Linked DNA regions of Homo sapiens: all the other regions are linked to region 3. A link is a loop called in an ENCODE intact Hi-C map of the cell type or tissue named here. Cell type or tissue: ascending aorta. All regions are shown on one strand.

What was found. Hi-C counts contacts between places; a loop is a spot of excess contacts. Peaks named below come from ENCODE experiments on the same cell type or tissue, not always from the same donor. Only the 100,000 strongest peaks of a DNase experiment are listed, where the experiment ranks them.
Region 1: a loop joins it to region 3, with 4 times the contacts of the local background. A loop is called at or near these places in 5 of 110 quality-filtered maps.
Region 2: a loop joins it to region 3, with 5 times the contacts of the local background. A loop is called at or near these places in 27 of 110 quality-filtered maps.

The regions. Positions count from the first base shown.
Region 1 is chr18:9,822,401-9,827,400 of GRCh38, reverse strand. All of the region lies in intron 5 of RAB31 (RAB31, member RAS oncogene family), which reads right to left. Among named protein-coding and RNA genes, the nearest start is that of TXNDC2, 61 kb to the left of the region's middle. In ascending aorta, no CTCF peak of the experiment used is centred here; a DNase peak (open chromatin) is centred at 2,790; H3K27ac peaks cover 3,068 bases.
Region 2 is chr18:9,617,637-9,622,636 of GRCh38, reverse strand. It overlaps PPP4R1-AS1 (PPP4R1 antisense RNA 1), which reads right to left. Exons shown (of 3, transcript NR_110773.1): 3 at 3,274-3,442. It also overlaps the pseudogene RNU6-903P. Among named protein-coding and RNA genes, the nearest start is that of PPP4R1-AS1, 5.3 kb to the right of the region's middle. In ascending aorta, no CTCF peak of the experiment used is centred here; a DNase peak (open chromatin) is centred at 2,376; H3K4me3 peaks cover 696 bases; H3K27ac peaks cover 802 bases.
Region 3 is chr18:9,769,158-9,774,157 of GRCh38, reverse strand. All of the region lies in intron 1 of RAB31 (RAB31, member RAS oncogene family), which reads right to left. Among named protein-coding and RNA genes, the nearest start is that of RAB31, 63 kb to the right of the region's middle. RefSeq lists an enhancer at 2,744-2,793. In ascending aorta, a CTCF peak has its summit at 2,479; a DNase peak (open chromatin) is centred at 2,527; H3K27ac peaks cover 522 bases.

The sequences.
Region 1 (5,000 bases), 53 kb before region 3:
CACTTCCCAACCCAGCCCCCATCGTCACTGTTGTTGGGTAACTTCCCACTGCTACCACTTGTAAGATAAAATAAACTAGGTCTGAGGGGTCTTCTCCCATCGGCACTTCCTGATCCCTCCCTCATCCTTCTGATTCATTCGTGGCCCTAAATACACCAGTGAGAGGTGGAATTTCAAGGAAATGCCAACAGGAGACCCCTGAGCTTGAAAAGCAGTTCCATTAGAAGCCATGAAATGAAGGCCAATGTCCAAAAATGACCAGGAAAGCCTGAAAGAGTTTCAAATTGGGAAGAGTCAAAGGGGATTTGTGTAGAGCCAAGAATTCAAAATCAGGAAAACAAGATCAAGCAGAAGAAATGTAGAACTAGAACCTGCTATGCGGAATGTATGGGGTTGGAGTAATTTCTCCCAAGGAATGACTTATTATGGCAGCTATAGGTCAAGGCTGCCCATGCTTGTCAGAGGAAGTGTGAGGGAGTGATTCTTGCTTAAGGGCCAGGGTGGGATAGGATATGCTCTTCTTCCTCTGACCTTCCCTCCTTCGCGGAGGATCCTGGCCACATGGCCCTAAAGCAAATGGTTCCTGAAATACCTGCAGGTCCTCTCACAGAGGTCCCAAAGCCAGGTACCCTTAACCCCTTACCCAAGCCAAAGGCAACCAAGCACAGGCTGGATATAAGGGAGTCGAACCATCCAGAAGAGGGATCATACATTACTTCAGTTTCACAATAATTTGAGCAGAGGAAGAATTTGTTTAGGGTTGTTCAAAATAGGAAAATCTTTCACCAAGATCAGGAACCTAGAAAAAGATCCAAGCTAAATAGGGTAGCCTCATATTAATTTGAACCCAATCACATCTCTTCTCCTGGTGATTATGAATGTGGGGTGTGAAAGGGGGCAGAGAGGCCCTGGAAATGCTTTGGAAGAGATTAAAGATGAAGGGCCAATGGTGTCACTTTTGTGTTTTGTGTGTGTGTTTTTTTAAATAATTTCAACTTTTTTGTTTGTTTGTTTGTTTGTATTTTGAGACAATGTCTCGCTCTGTCACCCAGGCTGGAATGCAGTGGTGCGATCTCAGCTCACTGCAACCTCTGCCTCCTGGGTTCAAGCAATTCTCATGTGTCAGCCTCCCAAGTAGCTGGGATTACAGGCGTGTGCCACCACACCTGGCTAATTTTTGTATTTTTAGTAGAGGGGGGTTTCATCATGTTGGCCAGGCTGGTCTTGAACTCCCAACCTCAGGTAAGCTGCCCACCTCAGCCTCCCAACATGTTGGGATTACAGGTGTGAGCCACCCTGACCAGCCAATAATTTCAACTTTTATTTTAGATTCAGAGGGGTACGTGTGCAGGTTTGTTACATGGGTATGCGGGGTGACACTGAGGTTTGGGGTACAATTGATTCTGTCACCCACGTACTGAGCACAAGAGGAAGTTTTGCAACTGTCCCCCACTCCTTCCTGCCTCTGAAGCTCCCAGTGTCTGTTTCCATCTTTATGTCCGTGAGTGCCCAATGCTTACTTCCCCTTATAAGTAAGAACATGCAGTATTTGATTTTCTGTTCCTGGATTAATTTGCTTAGGATAATGGGTGACACTTTTGAATCCTGAAAGATGATGAGTCATTGTTTTCATTCTCCAGGAAGCCTGAAGGGCAAGAGAGAAGCCCAGACAGTGCAGCCTGCAGTTAGAGACCTGTACAGATGCCAGGATAGATTCTGGGACTTCCTCATTCTTCTCTACCATAAACTCCTACTGACGAAAGCAATGCTTTTCCGAGAATGACCCTTGGACCACTTGTAAAAGGATCACTTTTTAAAATGCACATACCCTTGCCTGCCTCTTCCTATTGAATCAAAATCTCTGGACCTGGTTCCTAGAACTGGAATTTTTAACAAGTGCACTATGGTTTCTTGAATTCATGAAACTTTTAAAACCACTGAGGCAAGGTTACAACCTATTTCTCTTTTTTTCTTTGCAAGACTCAACTGCCCTGTTTTTCCCACCAGACCCAGGAAAAGGACATGCAGCGTCCTGTAGGGCTCTCCAGACTTTCTGAGACAAAGCTTTCTTTTCTATTTAGACCCTAGGCCAATCTGCTGTCCTAGAATAGCACAGACCTTGAATTAGCCCCATGCCATGTGCTACTTGTTCAGAAACTTGCTGCCAGCCCCAGCTCGCACACAGACTAGGTTCTCCTGCCATCTTGACCAGGCAAGTCAGCTGGTACCCCAGATCCTGTGGATTCAATCCATTTGAGGTTCTTATTTTCTTGCAACTCTGACAATCCCTTAAATGTCCCCAACTGTGCAAGCCTAACTCCAGCATCAGCAGATGGTGGAGAGAACAGAATGGCCTGCCCCACCAGGAACTGCACACTCTCCACCCCTGGGAGCTGTGACCAGAACATTCATGGGGAGGGAGAAGAGCGGCAGGAAGGACGGGGGGTTACACCCCTGAGCACCTACTCTGTGCAAGTCCAGGACAGTCTTCTCACATTCCACTTTGCTTTCATGCCTCAAATTCAGAGGGACCATACATTACTTCAGTTTCACAATAATTTGAGCAGGGGAGATTTTGTTTAGGGTTGTTCAAGATAGGAAAATCTCTCACCAAGATCAGGAACCTAGAAAAAAATCCAAGCTAAAAATCCTGAGTGTACCTGACCGGATGCCTCTGAATGCCTTCCACTCTGGGAGTGGGGCGGACCTTTATACCATCTTCTGGAACATGCAAGAAGATGAAACACACTGAACAGGCATCTCTGCCAAGTACTTCTGCACTCAAATGCCTTAAGTGGGCTGAGCCAAGGTTGGAGGGCGAATTCCATTTCCATCCAGCAAATTCTCAAAATAGGCCAGGCAGAGCTCCTTCCAAGAATTGACAAGCTTACACAACCAAAGTGTGTTGGATGAGATCAGTTCCACCAACACACACACACCTACACACACACATCTACACACACACTCATACACACACATCTACACACACTCATATACACATACATCTACACACACACATACACATCTACACACACACACCTATACACACATCTACACACACATTTATACACACATACATCTACACACACATACACATCTACACACACATACACACACATCTACATACACATCTACACACACACTCATACACACATACATCTACACACACACATACACACACACATACAAACACATCTACATCCACACATATCTACACACACATATCTACATACTGTCCTGCTACAACCCTCAGTTAAAAATCAAATACAGTTTTCTGGGAATTACAGGAGAGCAAAGTACTTTGGGATTAGAGTAAAAGAAGGTCAAGCTCTGAATAAGGTCTGGGGTTTAGAGGTTTGGCTAACTCCCCAGAAAAGTTATATCAGCAGGCAGAATCTGGAGCAGCCAGATTGCTGACCAAGAACCGATTCCCCCACCATAGAAACGTGTCAACAAGCCGGTGCCCACTAGGTTCCCAGGCCCTATCACTTACCGACTATTCCTGTCTCACAGGAGACAGACATTCTGGGCAGAGACCCAGGCAGCAGTCTTCCCCTTCCCTCTTTCCTAAATGGGAATTTTTAATACAGTTACCCTGTTTATCTTTTGTACCTTAGGTGTGCTGGAGATGGTTAATTTAATCATTTGGCCCAGTGTGTTTACAAAATTTTTGTCAAATACATCCCCCTTTGTAATTTTTGCCATGTGTATATAATATATATAATGCATATGTATCACACATACCCTCACCTGACTGTTCCAATATTTATTATTTTTATCTAAATCAACTTTTTGTTAATCAGATTTTTTACTGAGATAACCGTAGATTCGTTTACATGCAGTTGTAAGAAACAGTACCAAGCGATTTCTCATACACTTCGCCCAGTTTCCCTAAATGGTCACATCTTGAAAAACTATGGTATAATATCACAAAGAGGACATTGTCATTGATGCATTCTATCTTATTCAGATTTCTCCAGTTTTACTTGTATGCACTTATGTATGTGAGTTAAGCTGTATACAATTTTACCACCTGTGTAGGTTCCTGTGTCCACCACCACAGAGAAGATACCAAGCAGTGCCGACACCACAGGGTCCCTTATGTTGCTCTTTCAAACCCATGCCCACTTTCCTCCCCGTCCCCCACCCCTACTTCCCCTTATGATAGGCCCTGGCAATCAGTAATCTATCCTCTATTTCTAAAATGTTATATAAATGGAACCATGCAATGTGAAACCTTTGGGACTGGCTTCATTCACTCGGCACAATTCCCCTGAAGATGCATTTCGAGCTGTGTGTATCAGCAGTTTGCCTCCTTTTAGTGCTGAGTAGTAGTCCATGGTATGGATGCACCACAGTTTGTTTAGCCATTCGTAACTGAAGGACATCTGGGCTGATCCCAGTTTAGGACTATTACAAATAACGTGTCTATGAATATTCATGTGCAGGTTTTGTGTGAACATAAGTTTTCATTTCTCCAGGATAAATGCCCGTGAATGTGATTGCCAGGCCATATGGTAACTGCACGTTTAGTTTTATAAGAAACTGCCAAACTGTTTTCCAGAGTGGCTGTGCCATTTTGCATTCACACCGGCAACGTATGGATGACTCAGTTTTTCCATATCCTCACCAGCATTAGGTGTTGTCGCTGATTTTTATTTTAGCCATTCTGATAGGTTTGATGATGATATTGAACGTCGCCTTATATCCTTCCTCACCATCTTCCTATTCTCTCAGGTGAAATGTCTGTTTATGTCTTTTGCCATTTTCAAATTTTTTCATGTAAATTTTGTGAGTTCTTTATATAGTCTACATACTAGTCCCTTATAGATATATAGTTTGCAAATATTTCCTCCTAGTCTGTAGCTTGTCTTTCATCCTCTTCACACCTCAATATTTCACAGAGCAAATATTTTTAAGTTTTTAAATTTTAAGGGTGTCTAATTTATCAGTATTTCCTTATATGAATCGTGCTTTTAATGATAAGTCTAAGAACTCTT
Region 2 (5,000 bases), 150 kb after region 3:
AAAGTGTTGGGATTACAGGCATTGGCCACCTCGCCCAGCTAAATGGGTAAATTTTATAGTCTATAATTTATATCTCAATAAAGCTATTTAAAGTTTTGGGGTTTTTTGTTTTTTTTTGTTGTTGTTGTTGTTTTAAACGGAGTTTTGCTCTTTTTGCCCAGGCTGGAGTGCAATGGCACAATCTCGGCTCACTGCAACCTCTGCCTCCCAGGTTCAAGAGATTCTCCTGCCTCAGCCTCCCAAGTAGCTGAGATTACAGGCATGTGCCACCACACCTGGCTAATTTTTTATTATTATTTAGTAGAGACAGGGTTTCACCATGTTGGTCAGGATGGTCTCAAGCTCCTGACCTTAGGTGATCCACCCTCCTCAGCCTCCCAAAGTGCTGGGATTACAGGCATGAGCCACCACGCCCGGCTAAACTTTTTTTTCTTTTTTCCCCCCAAGACGGAGTCTCCCACTGTCGCCCAGGCTGGAGTGCAGTGGCGCGATCTTGGCTCACTGCAAGCTTCGCCTCCCAGATTAATGCCATTCTCCTGCCTCAGCCTCCCGAGTAGCTGGGACTACAGGCGCCCGCCATCACGCCCGGCTAATTTTTTGCATTTTTAGTAGAGACGGGGTTTCACCATGTTAGCCAGGGTGGTTTCAATCTCCTGACCTCGTGATCCGCCCACCTCAGCCTCCCAAAGTGCTGGGATTACAGGCGTGAGCCACCGCGCCCGGCCTAGGCTAAACTTTTTTAAATATAGGACTTTGAAAGCTTTAAAAAATAGGTAAACATAAACTGTTTGGGGGTATTATCTCTAAATTTTTGGAGATTTTAGTTTTTTCTTTATACTTTTCTGGGCACTCCAAAAACATGTATTTTTGTAATTGGAAAATTCAGAAAAGAATAAATGTTACAAAGATGTAGAATTCCGGCCGGCCATGGTGGTTCACACCTGTAATCCCAGCTCTTTGGGAGGCCAAAGTGGGAGGATTGCTTGAACCCAGCAGTTCAAGACTAGCCTGGGCAACAAAGTGAGACCGCATCTCAAAAAAAAAAAAATATGTAGAATTCCACCCCTCCCAACACCTGCCACATACCTACAAGCAGCAGCAACAACAAAACCTCCTAAAAAACCAAGAACATCGTTTGAGGGAGAAGTGAGTTGGCACCTGAGTTCAAGATTGTCTACCTGGATGATTTGTCCGAATAATGAAATGGTGGCAAACTGCAGCCATTCAAGCCAAGGGCAGCTGGTGAGAGGACACTGTTAAGGCACTTGCTTGGGAATTTCACAGAATTGTGATGAACAAAATATTATATGAGAAAGATAATTTTTGTATACTTGGCCAGAATAATTGAAACAGGCTAGTTAAAAAGTTATTAGTATGGTTTTGAAGTGGTTAATATCTTGGTCAGGATATTGAGTGAGAAACGGAGTGAAGAGGTGACTCCTAAAATGTTTCAATGACAAAATCCTCAGGGAACAGTGATAACTTAGATGGAATTAGAGATTATACCAAGACCATACATGTTGAAAGACTAGAAGTTCTCTTAATGCGAAAGAAGTTGACGAAGGACCATTTTGACAGAAAAGCTATGAATGTGAGGATACGCAAACGCTATTGCCATTATTTAGAATCAGGATTCCAGTGTTTGAATACTAATTCCCCTATTTGCTTGCTTGCTTGCTTTCTTTCTTTTCTTTTTTTTTTTTTTTTTTGAGACAGTCTCACTCTGTCACCCAGGCCAGAGTGCAGTGGTGTGATCTCGGCTCACTGCAAACTCCACCTCCTGGGTTCAAGAGATTCTAATGCCTCAGCCTCCCGAGTAGCTGGGATTACAGGCATGTGCCACCACACCCAGCTAACTTTTGTATTTTTAGTAGAGACAGGGTTTCACCATGTTGGCCAGGCTGGTCTCGAACCCCTGGCCTCAAATGATCCACCCACCTCGGCCTCCCAAAGTGCTGGGATTACAGGTGTGAGCCACTGTGCCAGGTCATTTGCTTTTTGATCTTTGTCAAAATACCCAACCTTTCTGAGCTTCGATTTCCTTTATTTTTAAAATGGTAATATCAATTTCTACTTCACAGGGCTGTTTTAAATAATCAGAAAGCACATAAAAGTGCTTAACAGGCTGGACGCGGTGGCTCACACCTGTAATCCCACCACTTTGGGGGGCCGAGGCAGGTGGATCACTTGAGGTCAGGAGTTTGAGACCAGCCTGGCCAACATGGTGAAACCCCGTCTGTACAAAAAAAAAAAAAAAATATATATATATATATACAAAAATTAGCTGAGTATGGTGGTGGGCGCCTGTAGTCCCAGCTACTCAGGAGGCTGAGACAGGAGAATCGCTTGTACCCGGGAGGCGGAGGTTGCAGCAAGCTGAGATTGCAGCAAGCTGAGATTGTGCAACTGCACTCCAGCCTGGGTGATGGAGCGAGATTCCATCTCAGAAAAAAAAAAAAAAAAGAAAAAAAGAAAAAAAAAGAAAAAGCGCTTAACATGATGCCTGGCACACGCTCTGAAAAATGTTTCATATATACGGTAATATTACCATTGGGGGAACTGATGTGAAAGTGACATAGGACATCCTGGCACATCATTTGAAACTTCATGTAAATCTGTAATTGTTTCTAAATAAAAAGTTAGAAAATGTATTAGCTATCTAGTCTGGGAATTATATTGTGTCATTGTGCTAATATTTTTCCCACCAAAGGAAGGAACCAAGGACCAGAGACACAAGCAATTTGTTACAAACAGTTACAGAGAAGTGAAATGAGAATGGAAGTAATTTCTTCTGAATCATATTACCATAGAGCAGCCTTAGTGTGAAGGGAGCTTAGAGTCAGGGCAGTTAACCACTGAACTTATCTGGGTTTGAATATGTGGTTTGCTATGGTTTATTTCCTGGTTCAACTTGACTCATCCATTCAGATTCAGAATAATAAACATTTAAACATTTAAAATAATAAGCATCTAAAATGATAAGCATTTCCTCCACACGTACTCTGTGCCAGGCATTGTGGAAGCCTCTCCCATATTGCTTTGAATGGGATTGCAACTAAAGCTTTCTAAATTCTAAGAGAAAGGCACAAAGGAAATTTACTACTGCCACTCTAATCCATTTAGTGCTCACTGTTTAAACATCTTTGTTTTCTCTTAATGAAATTAAAATGTGTGGAACAAATTGTGTAGGATGTAGTACCTCATCAGTGGGGAATTCTTTTGCCTCTACTAACCTGGAGCACTGGGAAAAGCACGGGAGTAGGGAACATAGTGGATAAGAAAAAGAGGGTTTATTTTCCTTTATACTCAGTTTACAGTAGTGATTCCAGCAGGATGCACTATTTTGTTCAGAAAAAGCTGATGCTAAGAAACTTGGAGCTGTGGCTGACGACCTTGGGACAGAGCTGAAGTTCTGTTGCATTCTCGGGGCAGTGTTCAGCTCCTGTAAATGTAGAAAGAACAGCCTGAATCAGGGTAACTCTGTATAGAGCTCAGTTCTGTAGGTATTTTTCTTCTCTTTTTTCTTTTCTTTTCTTCTCTTTTCTTTTCTTTTCCTTTCTTTCCCTCCCTCCTTCCCTCCCTCCCTCCCCTTCTTTCTTTCTCTCTTCTTTCTTAAGCACAGTGTGAGAAAATGTCTCTTTAGCTGATGTGAGTAAAGAGATCAAGTATCTTTGAAAAACTATGAAAGCTCTAGGAAAGGCTAAGGCTTCACATTCAGAATGTCACCTTGACAGGGAGCTTTAAAGGGAGATAGAAGAAGCATAGAGAGGAGGACAAGTAAAATTTCACAAATATACAATTTTTTTTTTTTTTTGAGACAGTCTCGCTCTGTCACCCAGGCTGGAGTGCAGTGGCGCGATCTTGGCTCACTGCAAGCTCTGCCTCCTGGGTTCACGCCATTCTCCTGGCTCAGCCTCCCGAGTAGCTGGGACTACAGGTGCCCGCCACCATGCCTGGCTAATTTTTTTGTATTTTTAGTAGAGACTGGGTTTCACTGTTAGCCAGGATAGTCTCGATCCCCTGACCTTGTGATCTGCCTGCCTCAGCCTCCCAAAGTGGTGGGATTACAGGCGTGAGCCACTGCGTCTGTCCTTACCTTTATACAATGTATAGAAATGTATAGGAGGCTTTAGGTAAGAGACTGGCAATTAGTTTTTTTAAATTGTTCCTTTTTTTTTTTGAGACAGACTCTCACTCTGTGTCCCGGACTGGAGTGCAGTGGCATGATCTTGGCTCACTGCAACCTCTGCCTCCCCGGTTCAAGTGATTCTCCTGCCTCAGCCTCCCTAGTAGCTGGGATTACAGGCATGTGCCACCATGCCCAGCTAATTTTTTGTATTTTTAGTAGAGACAGGGTTTCGTCATGTTAGCCAGGCTGGTCTCGAACTCCCAACGCCAGGTGATCTGCCCACCTCAGCCACCCAAAGTGCTGGGATTACAGGCGTGAGCCACCACACATGGCCTAAAAATTGTTCTTCTTATTTGAAAATGAGTTTATGAGGGACATTTTGTCAATCTGGCTTCAAAAAAGATGAATGAAATGAATGGTAAAAATTTGTTTAACGTGCTCGTTTCAGCAGCACATGCACTAAAATTAGACTGATACAGAGAAGATTAGCATGGCCCCTGTGCAAAGATGACACGCAAATTTCATTTTAAAAAAGCAAATAAATATTTGTTTAAAAATCATTTTTAATCATGTAAGTATTTCTCCATTTTTCAGACTGTTTCTCTTTTCATCATTTAAAACAATAAATAATAGGGCTGTCCTTATATACTTTCAGTTTCAGGAATGATAATTCTGAAGAAAAAAGTGAATGGTTCAATCACCGATACAAAAATTAACAAACATGATAGTGGCAAGCAACATCAGGTGGGTTTTGTTTATTAGCGATGTTTTCGCCATTTTTTTTTTATGTTTGTTTGTGGTTGAAAAGCCAGACACATTAATTTCCAAGGCTCATTGGCTGCTAAGAAAAATTGTCACTGTGGCCAGGCAC
Region 3 (5,000 bases):
CATGTGTGCAGCAGTTGACAAGCCCCAATACAAACAGAGCTTTCAACTTACATTTTTAACTTTTTCAATATAATCACTCACTAAGAAATACCTGACATTTATATGCTCCCCTCCACACACACACACACACAAAACAGCAGGATGTTATTTTAAAAGATCGTTGAGAATACAACCAACCTCTTAGAAATTTAAAATATGGCTAGGTGTAGTGGCTCACACCAGTAATCCTAGCACTTTGGGAGGCCAAAGCAGGATGAACACTTGAGGCCAGGAGTTCAAGGCCAGCCTGGGCAACATAGCAAGACCCCTGACTCTACAAAAAAATGTAAAAATTAGCCGGGTGTGGCGACATGGGCCTGTAGTCCCAGCTACTTGGGAGGCTGAGGCAGGAAGATGGCTTGAGCCCGGGAATTCAAGGGTGCAGTGAGCTATGATTGTGCCACTGCACTCAGCCTGGGTGACAGAGTGAGATTCTGTCTCAAAAAATATATATATTAAAAATATGATGGCAGAAATTAAAATTTCATGGAGGAGTTAGAAAATAAAGTCAGGAAGTTGCCCCAAAAGTAGAAGAAAGTAGAAAAAAGCATCTGCCCTCAATTGTTAATGGCTGCTGTTCTGAGACAGGCAGGAAGGGCAGAGGACACAGGACCCAAGGCTTTATCAACACCGATCGCCGTTGCCAACATGTTCCTACTGGAAGGATCGTGGAGGCGTTCTGAAAACTATACACAAAACGGGAACAAGTGATTTATCGAGAGAATGAAAAAATAGCTGATTCAGTTCTCTTACATTAAAGGTATAAATTTGAAAGCCAAAAGATCAAGGATGAAATGTTGAAATTCAGAGAAATGTGGTTTTCTTCAGACACTGAAATATGAAGTGGGATTTGAAATACCAGTTGGCAATCTGAATTATTTTTACTCCTTCTCAGCCCTGTGTTTGGGGGACAATTCCAGCAAACCTGGGGCAACAGGGGACTTGGCTTTTAATACTCATCAGAAAACCCCTCTCCAGAAGGTCTCGCCTCCCAAGGAGAGCAGCCTGCACTGACCCTGAGCCCTAACAAACACAGCACCAAAGCTGCTGTTTATCTGCATCGTGCAAATCGATGCACAGAGTTCAAAGAGGTGACGGCAGAATCAAAACATCAGCTCCTGAGATGCCAATTGATGCCGCTGCTATTTCTGAGCTGCACCTCAAGTATGGATTCTGGCTCATGTTCCCTCGCAGTCCCCCAAACCACAACTCTTTTCATCTCAGTTGTTCTTAAGACCCCCTGTGGAGGAGCAAATCCTTGCCAGACTGTAGCCCACGTAGCCCCCAAGAAACTGGACACTGAGGAACTGTGACAGCCTGCCCTGCCCTGCCCTTGAAGATTAGGAAATTGCCCCTTACAGCAGGCAGCACACTTTCATGAGGCCAGCTGATTCCTACAAACTGCCAAGGAGGCAGGGTGGGGACCTCTCCCCAACACCGACCACGCTCATTTCTACCTTTCTCCATCACAGTTTAGGAATTCTCCTTCTCAGGGCTATTCCATTCAATCGTTCATTCACTCATTCTTCACTCGCCCAACAGGCATTCCCCAAACCCTCCCTTTCCCATGCCAACAGCAGGCTAGACCCCATTGGCGGGGAGATACCATTCCACCCTCCCTGGCCTCCAGGAGTTCTTAAGCAGGGCCAGGCACACGGCAGGAGGACCAGCACACAGTGGTGATGGGGCTGCCCCACCTGTGGCCCCTCTGAGCTCAGGAGACAACTCCTCGATTTGCTCCTTTTTTTCATTCCTTGATACCCAGGCTTACCCTATCACCCAGTGACAAACCTCGCCTGGTTTCTGTGTGCCCCGGGGCCTTCCTCCTTAGGCTGCAGGTGCTTGCTCAGTTCCCTCACGTGCCCCTGGGGCACAGGGCTGAGGGTGCATCTTCTCGGTGGGGGCGCTGGTCTGAAAAGCACCCCTTTGGAATCTATCATTTACTCTCCCAAGGGATGTGCTCAAAACAATGGACACAAGTCTCAAAGCAGCCAACAAATCAATCCTGCAAGGCCAGCCCCAAAACGCCCTTGAAGGCGGAAAAGGGAAGAAGTCACTTGACAATGCTCAATGTTCAGCTTTACTCATCATCCTCTACAAAGGGCTCAAGCGTCAACGCCAACTTGTCTGAAGAGTTACAGCAGCAAGTCTGCTCAAATTTAGATATAAGCACTGATTTTTCAAACAACAAAGTCACTGTCTCTTTATTTTGAAACATTTTAACTCTCACCTCTTTTAGAATGCACTGTCAAATGTACATTCTTACACACTTGATAGGAAAGAAATAACAGGACGAAAGGATAGACAAAGTTTTAGTTTGTCTCAGAAAGGGAAACATTTCTGCAAAGAACACCACCATCGAATCCTCTCTGACCCGTGGCTTGGGACCGCTCAAGTGGATGCAGTTCCCGACCTCCAGGGGCGACTGCTGTTCCTCGGCTGGCCACCAGGGGCACACCCTACCCGCGGTTTGCTGAGGACAGGCCAGGAGCCAGGCTAAGGAGTCACTCCGCGCTGGGAATGCCCTTCCCCGCAGGAAACTCGCTAGGGCTGTGACACACACACAAGGAAAGTGCCAGGGTAATAGTGGCTGTCGCATGTGAAGACACAGAGGTAGGACTCAGAAAAGAGAATGAAGCCTACTGGGTGAAGAAGGAGCCTTGGAAGAGAGAGACAGGATCAGAGAGGCCTGTCTTTAGGGCCACACTGACGGAAACCCATCTATGTATATATTATTCCATTTCGTAAGATTCTGAGAATACCACAGGCCGTCTTGTCCAGTCCCCTCGTTTTGGTAAAGAGGAAACAGTGTGACTTCCTCAAGGTCACATAGCTGGTTGGTAGAGTCAGAACCAAACTCTTTTGAGTCCTAGTCAAAACCTCTTAAGGCTCTCACTAGGTTAAATCAACTTCCCTGCTAAGTGTACATTTTTCCTTTATTTTTTTAAGAGAGAGGGTCTTGCTCTGTCACCCAGGCTGGAATGCAGTGGTGCAATCATAGCTCACTGCAGCCTCGAACTCCTGAGCTCAAGTGATCCTCTCGCTTCAGCCTCTCCAGTAGCCGAGACTACAGGTGTGCACCGCCACACCCTGCTATTTTTAAATGTTAGGGGTTTTTTTGCAGAGACAAGGTCTTGCTATGTGGGGCAGGCTAACGCAAACTCCCAGGCTCAAATGATCCTCCGGCCTCAGCCTCCCAAAGTGCTGGGGTTATAGGCTTGAGTCACCACACTGGCCTAAATTTCTCAAAAAAAAAAAAAAAAAAAGTCAAATTTCTAGAACTCACAAGTACTTTACTAGTGCTTTCTGGTTTCACGTTGCATAGCTCAAGTTACTCATAGCCTGACAGGCTCTGAAGATAGCCGCTGCAGCCTTAACAGTAATGAAAGGGGCTCAAATTATTGACTGCCGGGGAGACATTAGAATAAACCCGATTCTGACTCCAGAACCTGAAATAAAGTACAGTAAAACCCTACCTGTGGGCCAGATAGTGTTTCATTGTATAATCATTTGTATAGTCGATATCAGAGACGTACTCATGCCCAGCAATTGGTTCCATCTACTTCCTGGGAAATGGATCCCTCATATGAGATTCCTCTCTGAGAACAACCACTTATTCTGAAATGACAACCCCTGCTGTTTGAATTGTCACACTTATTAATCACATGTAAATCTATAATTATGAAATCAGGAACCACAAAGTTTTGGCTGCTGCCACACAAAACGCTAGGCACCACCAATCTGTGAAAACCAAGCACTAACACTTGATTCATTCCTGGACTCCTGCAACGGCCTTCAAGCTTCCTATCCCTCCAGATTAAGAATGATACCTCCCACTACAAGGAGGAGCTGCTAACATTCCTTTTGAAACTATTCCAAACAATAGAAAAGAGGGACTCCTCCCTAACTCATTTTATGAGGCCAGCATCATCCTGATACCAAAACCTGGCAGAGACACAACAAAAAAAGAAAATTTCAGGCCCATATCCCTGATGAACACCAACGCAAAAATCCTCAATAAAATACTGGCAAACTGAATCCAGCAGCATGTCAAAAAGCTTATCCACCACAATCAAGTTGGCTTTATCCCCGGGACGCAAGGCTGGTTCAACATATGCAAATCAATAATCGTAATCCATCACATAAACAAAACCAATCACAAAAACTACATGACATGATTATCTCAATAGATGCAGAAAAGGCCTTTGATAAAATTCAACACGACTTCATGCTAAAAACTCTCAATAAACTAGGTATTGATGGAATGTATCTCAAAATAATAAGAGCTACTTATGACAAACCCACAGCCAGTATCACACTGAATGGGCAAAAGCTGGAAGCATTCCCTTTGAAAACCGGCACAAGGATGCCCTCTCTCACCACTCCTATTCAGCATAGTATTGGAAATTCTAGCCAGGGCAACCAGGCAAGAGAAAGAAAAAAAGGGTATTCAAATAGGAAAAGAAGAAGTCAAATTGTCTCTGTTTGCAGATGACATGATTGCATATTTAGAAAACCCCATTGTCTCAGCTCAAAAATCTCCTTAAGCTGATAAGCAACTTCAGCAAAGTCTCAGGATACAAAATCAATGTGCAAAAATCACAAGCATTTTTATACACCAATAATAGAGAGCCAAATCATGAATGAACTCCCATTCACAATTGCTGCAAAGAGAATAAAATGCCTAGAAATACAACTTACAAGGGATGTGAAGGACCTCTTCAAAGAGAACTACAAACCACCACTCAACGAAATAAGAGAGGACACATACAAATGGAAGAACATTCCATGCTCATGGATAGGAAGAATCAATATCGTGAAAATGGTCATACTGCCCAAAGTAATTTATAGATTCAATGCTATCCCCATCAAGCTACCAATGACTTTCTTCACAGAATTAGAAAAAATTACTTTGAATTTCATATGGAACAAAAAAAGAGCCCGTATAGCCAAGACAATCC